Regions from separate parts of the Homo sapiens genome. Here region 2 is linked to region 1. Evidence: chromatin contacts called from ENCODE Hi-C or POLR2A ChIA-PET data. All regions are on one chromosome and are shown on one strand. The core of a region is the stretch at or near the end of the contact, and the rest is flanking DNA. Distances in the headings are between cores, read along the strand shown. Region 1 has its middle 66 kb from the start of EFNB1. Region 2 has its middle 100 kb from the start of EFNB1.

Region 1 (3,904 bases), core at 572-3,071:
GCTCAGAGGGCGCGCTGCAGAAGAGGCTGCAAGAAATGGTCCTGCCAAAGTGGGGAGTGGAGAAGCATGGGGGAGGGCAGCGGGAGGAGGCCTGCCAGCTGACCTCACTGAGTGAGGTAGGGGCTCAGCAGCGACCTCCTCTCTGGCAGCCAGGAACACTTGCAGCCTCATCTCTGGGGGAGGGGATACTGGCTGACACCCATATGGGGGCAGGGACTCAGCTGAGGGCATGCAGAGTCCTCGGCAAATCTGGGACTGGCAGCCAGGCCTACCAACCCTGGCTCATGCCCTTTCTGCTCCTAGACCTGACTACTCCCTGTGCCGAAGCCCCAGTTTCTGATCTCAGTGCTTGGGCTGGTCTGAGCCCTTGTGACCCACTTTGAGCTCCTGTGATCCTGTCCCCAGTCTCCACCAGAGAGTGTAAGGAAGAATCCTGGGACGACATGGACCCCTGCTGTCCTGTCCCAGCTCTCTCTGAGAGGGGCCTCCCTCTACCCCTTCTGCCCTGCAGGCCTGAGGACACCTGGGCTGCTCTGAGGGATGTGGTTCCAAGCTGGGCCAGATAGAGTGGGGATGACATGGGGAAAAGGAGGTGGGAGGAGTAATAATAACAGCCCAACGTATTGAGCATCTACTGTGCACCAGGCACTCTATGAAGTAGCTATGGTCATTAACCCCATTTTATAGAAGAGGAAACTAAAGTTGCAAAAGGAGAGTTGGCTTGCTCAGGGTCTTATGGCCAGTGATTTGCAAAGCAGATATTTGAATCAAGGACTGCCTGACTCCTAGATGGGTGTTCTTGCCACCAAGATGAGTTTATGAATGCTTTGAGATGAGAGAGCTTTTGAAAGGCTCTGACCTCATGCCTCTGAACCCAAGCAAGAAAGACATAATTGAACTTTGATCTCTGAAAGACCTGTCAGAAGCTGGCAAAGTCCCTCTCTCTCTGGGGGGCATGAAGTGCTGTCATGCTTGGGGCAGGCAGGGAGAGTGGAGGTTCCTTCATCTCGCAGATGGGAAGGCCGAGACACAGCAAGTGAGGGCTGGAGTGGACATTCCAAACCGAGGTCTTCTTATCCACCCAGGGCCTGGCTGAAGTGGTGTGAAAGGCAAGCTTGGCACTGAGCTGAGCTCCTGCCTTGGGATATGTGAGTTACTAAGAAACCAAGAATTCTGAGAGAGAAAGAGAGCTAGAGTTAGTTCATTAGGGATACTTGGGACCTTTGTGGAGATGCAGAGGCCTCCCTGCCCTGGGCAGCTTTGTCTGTTGCCCAAGCAATAGTCCATTAAAGCTTCCTGGGCTGGTGGTGGCGGGGCACAGGCCAACAGTGGTGGGAGGGGAGGGAGCCCAGCAGGGCCTGAGCCCTGGTACAGCACCACCCCTGGCTCTGAGAAGGGCTCAGAGGCAGAAGCGCAGCCAGGCCTGACCCGGAGAGGGCACCGCCAGCTGGAGGCTTGCTGCTGGGCCGAGACACTCCCGAACAGATGAGCCTCTCTATGTCCGGACGCCTTCCTGCCAGCCTTGCTCAGTGGACCTAGGGATTCTCCTTTGACAAACGTGGAAACCGAGAGGCTGCAGAGCTACTGAAGAGCCGGGGCAGGATTTGAATCCTGGCTGTGCTTCGTCCTTAGCCCGGCAGCCCGGGGAACCGGAAGGAAGGCTCAGGGTTCTAAGCCCAAGTCGCCCCGGCCAGGCTGGCACAGGGCAGCCCGGGGAACCGGAAGGAAGGCTCAGGGTTCTAAGCCTAAGTCGCCCCGGCCAGGCTGGCACAGGGCAGGGCTGAGCGCGGGAAGTGCTGGCGCAGGCTGCCGGGAGGGAGAGCTGTGTGTGTTTCCGTGTCTTTTTGTGGGCGTGTGTATGCCTGCGCGTTTCTGTATGTGTCTCTCCCGGCGGCTGTTCTGCTTCCTCAGCAAGCCTTTCCCTCCCCCCTCCACTTCGTTTTTCTTTCTTCTTCTCCTTATTCCTCATTGTCGTCTTCTTTTTTTTAATGAGTCTTAATTAGCGTCGAGTTCCTCCTCCCGCTCCCTACCCGCCCCCCTCTCCGCCCCTGCCCTCCCTTCCCTCCTCTCCCTCCTCCCCGAGGTACAGGCCAAGCGATCTGACAAATGCACTTGAGAACAAAGCGCCAGGCTAATTCGGGGCCTGCTCAGGAAGCAGGAGCTGAGCTGAGATAATGGGTCTGAAATAGCCCAGCATGATTATGCTTCCTCAGCCTGTGGCCAGGCGGGTGCAGGCTCAGGCGGGCAGGCAGGCAGGCAGTCGGCGGGCGGGCGGACGGGCGGGCGCCGGACGCCACTCGCCCAGGGTGGTGAGGGCCATGCTTCTGCACCCACGCCGGCCCTCCTCTGGCCTTCGCAGGAGCTGCTATCCCTCAGAGAGTCCGGTAGTCCCCAGTGGGGATGGTCCAAGGGTCAGCCAGAATCACACACTCAACCACAGTTACCCGACAGGTTGATGGCAAAGCTGAGTCACGAATCCAAGCAGCCAGGCTCCCTGACTTCAGTTCTCCTTGCTCGGTCATGCTGTCCCCAGCCTAGCTCAGTGGGAGGGGAGTGGGACAGGTGATTCAGAGCAGGGCTTGGGCCTCCTTAGCTCAGGCTTCTCTAGGAAGACAGAGCCCCCCAGGATGGCCAGAGAAGGAGGGGTCACAGATTGCTCTGGTATGCCAAGCAAGACAGGATGTTGGCATGGTGCCCACCAGAGAGATGGGTCAGATGTAACTTGTATACTTTTTGCCTTGCCTTCCTGGAGCTTGTCCAGAGCCTGAGACCAGACTGAGAGAGGAACAGTAAGGACCCAGGACGAGCAGAAATCGCCCTCCATAGGGCACTGCACCCATCCCACCTCCCTGCCCCCGCTGCTCATGCCTTCATCCCTATCCCAGACATGGCCTGGGGCCCAGCAATGAGACTAGTCATGGACCTTTACTCCCTGACCCAACTGTCAAGTTCACTGGCCTCCCAGACCCCAGGAACGAGTGACCTGTATGTGAACATGTGTCCCTTTTGCTTCATTCATCCACCCAATATGCATTTCTTAAGACCCTCCCAGTTCCAGGCTCAGTGCCAGGCCCTGGGGACTCAGAGGCAAACCAGACATAGTCTCTGCTCTCAGGGGCCCTTAGTGTGGTGGGGGTGACAGAGCAACCGAGAGATATAGTGCAGTGTGATCTGTGTGGTGACAGTTGGAATTCAAGAAGCCATGGGAGCAGAGAGGATGCCAGGGCAGGGGGTCAGGAAAGGCTTCACAGAGGAGGTGACATTTGAACTAGGCTTAAAAGATAAATAGGGCTCTGCCAGGGTAAAGATGGAGAGGGCTAGAGATTTGCTTCCTTCAAGGCGCAAGGGAACTGGGATGTGAAAGTGCTAAACAAGGCCGGGTGCGGTGGCTCACACCTGTAATCCCAGCACTTTGGGAGGCTGAGGCGGGCGGATCACAAGGTCAGGAGATCGAGACCATCCTGGTTAACACGGTGAAACCCCGTCTCTACTAAAAATACAAAAAAATTAGCCTGGCGTGGTGGCGGGCACCTGTAGTCCCAGCTACTCGGGAGGCTGAGGCAGGAGAATGGCATGGACCTGGGAGGCAGAGCTTGCAGTGAGCCGAGATCATGCCACTGCACTCCAGCCTGGCAACAGAACGACACTCCATCTCAAAAAAAAAAAAAAAAAAAAAAAAAAAAGGTGCTAAACAAATGTGTGCTGGTATTCTAAGGATTATTTACAACTTGAGATCCTGGGGCTGGAAAAAGGCAGAGGAACAGGAAGTGCTGGGCCGGGCAAATGGTCTGGGCTTGCACGCAGACCCGATTCTCTACTGCCCATGGCCTCCACACATAGTAATGATCGGACCTAAGACAAGACCGCCAGCCCTCTCCTTAGACCTGTAATGCTGACCTTTCTA
Region 2 (3,904 bases), core at 970-3,469, 35 kb after region 1:
CTAGTGAGTGCTGGGAGGAGGGGAGGCCTGAGAAAGCAAGGTCAGATTTTGATGGGATTCTCTGAACACGAAGACTTCCTAAGCCCAGGGGCTGCTGGGAGTGAAGACTGGAGAGGCCACAGCTTGGCCAGAGTCTGATGGTAAAGCTGCAAGGAAGCAGGTAGGCTAGGCCAGATCTGGGCATCAAGGTGGATTCAAGCTGTTGCCAGAGGGACAGAGCAGAGGCAGAAGCGGAATGAAGCTGAGAGGCAGATTCACATGGCATAGTTATCCCTGGCAGGGTTGGGGGGTGGGCAGTACATTAAATTACAGGCAAGCTCCAGAGAGCACCTGACTTGGTGAAGGGAAAGGAAGGGGGTTGGGAAATAGCACGTGGGTAACATTAGAGTCAGACCCTGAAGCATGAGGGAGAAATCAAAGAAGAGAAAATCAGCAAGAGGATGAATGCCCAGAGCTGCATTGCATCTGGGACATGCTGCACCGGGCCTTGTGGATAGAGCACCCAGAGTGAGTAGACCAGACCTGGTGCTGAGGCCAGAGAGGGGAAGATCTGTGTGTTCACCTGGCTGAGAAATGAGACTTTATTCCAAAAGTCATGGGGGAGCTATGGCTGTACTTGAAGTGGGATAAGTGATAGGATGTGATTGGATCTGTATGTGTACATATACAACATTAGCTCCCTTCTTGATTGGAGGCTGGCTTGGGGCATGGGTGGGTCCATGACCTGAAGATGAGGGACCATCTGGAGGCTGTGCAATGGTCTGAGCCCACGAGATTGGTGAAAGAAGGCATAGTAAGTGGTGGAGAGTCACTGTGGAGCTAGACAATTTGAAAGGCAGGGTGAAGAAGACTGCAATTTGGAAACTCACGTCAGAGTTTCATTTGCTTAAAACATTCGAATGGCTCCTGACAGTCTTTGGATAAAGGTTAAACCCCTTCCAATGACCTACAAGGCCCGGGTGCTCTGGTGCCTAGGTATTTCTTCTGCCTCATCTCCAACCGGGCATGACCTCTACCTCCCAATTCTTAGCTTCAGCTCTCTCTCTTTACTGTGACTTCTTTCAGTTGCTCCACTGATCGCTGCAAGACACCTCACCCCCCACCGGCCCCTTACCTCTGGCCTTTGCATCTGCTCTTCTCTCTACCTGGGATACTCCAGCCCTCCCGCTCCCCGAACCCTGAGCCTAACTCAGTGACCCTACATGCTGGGGCTCAGTCAGCTTTCTGGGAGGTGTTCCATGATCCCCACCCCAAGCCAGAATCAGATACTTCTCTTATGGGCTCCCCCAGCCCCTTGTACTACTCTCATCTCAGCCCTTAGTAACCTGCCCAGCGATTTTCTGTTTATTCTTCTGACCAAACTGTAAGCTGAAGGAGGGCAGGGATCACAACTGACTTTCTCATTGCCAACCTCCACTTCCTCGCACAGTGCCTGGCACATGCTCAGTAAATGTGGAAGGCAGGCAGGAAGGCAGGAGGAAAGGAGGGAGGAAGGACGGAAGGGAGGGAGGGAGGAAACCAAGAATGATGCCCAGCTGAAGAATGGTGACATACCTCCTAGAGACAGAGGTTGGAATTTTTTTTCATGGGTCGTGGATGGGTGAGGGAGAGAGGAGTTTTAGTTTAGGCCCTGTTGAGCTAGAAGTATCTGAGGGTTACCCCTGTGGAGGACAGATCGAGTAGGCTGTCAACTCTGTGGGCCTGGAGCTCAGGAGAGCAGTTTAGACGGGAATGGTCTGCCGAGAGGTGAGAGCTAAAGCTGTGGGAATGAATTTGAAACTTGATGTTTTTGATTCCTAAGTAAACAGCCAGCCAAGAGCCAGTATATTTTGAAACACTGGTGGCCAAAGACGTGACAGGAAGAGGTAGAGGGAGGCGGCGGGAGGTGGCGCCCTCCCCCTGTGGGGTCGAGGGGGTTCCCTTCTCTGGAACTGTCCCAGCTGTCACACAGCTCTGCAGGGAGAGAGGGCCTTGGCTGGGACAGGAGTGGGGGCGAGGGGGTGCTGGCTTGGGAAGGAAGACTGGAGAGAATAAAGGTCCTACTGGCATCTCTGTGTTCCCCTCCCCCACCCAGGTGCCCTGAGGCTGCCTGGGTCCTTCCCCCTGCCTAGAGCCTGTGGACCCTGGTTTGCTGTTAGTTTCCCATCTCCATGGACTCAACCAACACCCCCTTCCTCACCACCTCTTCCCTGGCCTAAGGTGGCTCTGTAACTCAATGCTCCTGCTCCTTCCTTAGCTGGGCCCAGGAACCCTGCCAAACATTGTGCTTCCTGGCCTGGAGATGACTCAGGCTCCCCTCCCCAGTACCATTCCAGCCCCTAGCCTCTGAGCCATGTCATAGGCTGAGCAGGGACAGGAGCTGAGGGGCAGCTTGACTCCAGGAGCCAGGGTGCTGGGAAGCGGGCCCAGGCCCCTGCTCCTGATGCCAAGCAGGTAGCATTCCAGTAGAGAGTATAGGGAGAGACAGGGACTGTGGGTATTACAGACAAGGTGTCAGGGCTGGGGATTGCCCAGAGGTCTGACTGGCTAGTGTTCATTAGTACCCTAGGAATAAGTATGTCAATCAGTACTGATTCAGCTGCATGCTCCAGTCTTGTTTGCAGCAGGCCAGGCCTTCTCACGTCCAGTCTCAGAGTTTGTCACTGAAAACGGAGGGGCCACCCAAGGGTCCTAGGGGCTTCAGGCCCGCCATCAAATCCTGGCGTCTCCTCTTCCTTGCTGGGTGATCTGGGGCAACTAAGTCACTTTGTCTGTGCCAGCCTCAGCTTGCTCATCTGTACAATGAGGATGAGAATAATACCTTCCTCCTGGGGTTGCTGGGAGGATTAAATGAAGGAACATATGGGTAGCACTTTGTAAACAGTCAAGGGCTGTAATAGGAGGGGTGTTATATTTATCTACATGCTAGGATGGAGAAGAAGAAACAGGTGGCTCTCTGCTTCTCTGTCATCCTGGGGCACATTCCCCCATTCTTTCCAGCTGATACTATGGGATTCCTTGAGGCCTTGGCCCATGGAAGGTCAGGGCTCAGAACTTTGGTTTCATCTTTTGCTAGAGGACCTTCAGCAAGAGGCTTGCCTTTTCTGAGCCTCAGTAAGCTGTACACAGAGGGGCAAAGAAAGGGAGAATTTCTCCTCCCTCCCCTTCCCCCACAACTTCTCTCCCTCCCTGTGGCTGGTGTGGTGATCAAAGGAGAGGTTCACACAGAGGTGAGGCCCAAAGGCCCAGAGCCCTTCCCCAGATGTGGTGTGTGTGTGGTGGGGGATACAGAAGAAATGTGGACATGTGGAGGGCAGGGCCAGGGCTGGTCTGTGTGTGTGTGTGTGTGATCAAAGGAGCAGGGTGGGGTGGGGCAGGGGGTGGGGGGTGAGTTCTTTGCATTGCTGAGGGTTTAGTCCTTTCTCTTGGTTGCCTAGATGCCTTGGTATTCACCCCCTCCTCAGTGATCACCACGGGGCTGTGCCTGCAGCCCCCATTCAGGCCTAGTATGAATGAAGAGCAGGCTGGTTGGTGGCTCACCTGCCTTGCCAGCTGCCCAGGCCCCAGCCTAGCTGAGTGCCACCTTACCTTGCTGTTGCATGTGCACCCATGAGCCGCTGGCTCCCTGGACTGACTGTTGGAGGACTATACTGCCGACAGTGAGCCCATGCCCAACTATCTGAGAAGGTGTCCCACTGCCCCACTGCCTGGCTGCTGGCTTTCACTAGCCTCTTGCATGTGTGCCATTGGGAGGGTCGAGCCTCCTGGCTCAGTGTAGCAACCCCTGTGTGGCAGTGTGGGTGTGTGTAAGCCCGTGTTCTGCCCTGGGGTGGATAAGGCAGAGCTCAGCTCTGCAGCCTGGGGCCTCCTCCAAGGGAAGATGGAAGCAGAAATAGCAGCTTTGTTCTGGAGGAGAGGAAGAAAG

What was found. Hi-C counts contacts between places; a loop is a spot of excess contacts on that map. ChIA-PET counts read pairs that join two places held with the same protein, here RNA polymerase II (POLR2A). Pooled maps may share reads with other maps.
Region 2: a map of gastrocnemius medialis shows a loop between it and region 1 (4-fold over the local background). The contact joins two enhancer-like sites. A Hi-C loop is called at or near these places in 14 of 168 maps with a recorded cell type or tissue (Right ventricle myocardium inferior, aorta, ascending aorta and 7 more) and 13 of 50 pooled maps. POLR2A ChIA-PET finds 5 or more read pairs at or near these places in 2 of 52 experiments (MCF 10A and endothelial cell of umbilical vein).

Annotation. Positions count from the first base shown.
Region 1 is chrX:68,892,975-68,896,878 of GRCh38, forward strand. No RefSeq gene overlaps it. Among named protein-coding and RNA genes, the nearest start is that of EFNB1, 66 kb to the left of the region's middle. RefSeq lists enhancers at 1,824-2,337, 2,338-2,849. Within about 2 kb of position 1,822, at least 30 of the 41 ENCODE cell types and tissues checked have a DNase peak (open chromatin) inside an H3K27ac peak, as active enhancers do; they include ascending aorta, gastrocnemius medialis, heart left ventricle and 1 more, where a contact is called at or near this core.
Region 2 is chrX:68,927,457-68,931,360 of GRCh38, forward strand. No RefSeq gene overlaps it. Among named protein-coding and RNA genes, the nearest start is that of EFNB1, 100 kb to the left of the region's middle. RefSeq lists a silencer at 2,163-2,366. Within about 2 kb of position 2,220, at least 7 of the 41 ENCODE cell types and tissues checked have a DNase peak (open chromatin) inside an H3K27ac peak, as active enhancers do; they include ascending aorta, gastrocnemius medialis, heart left ventricle and 1 more, where a contact is called at or near this core.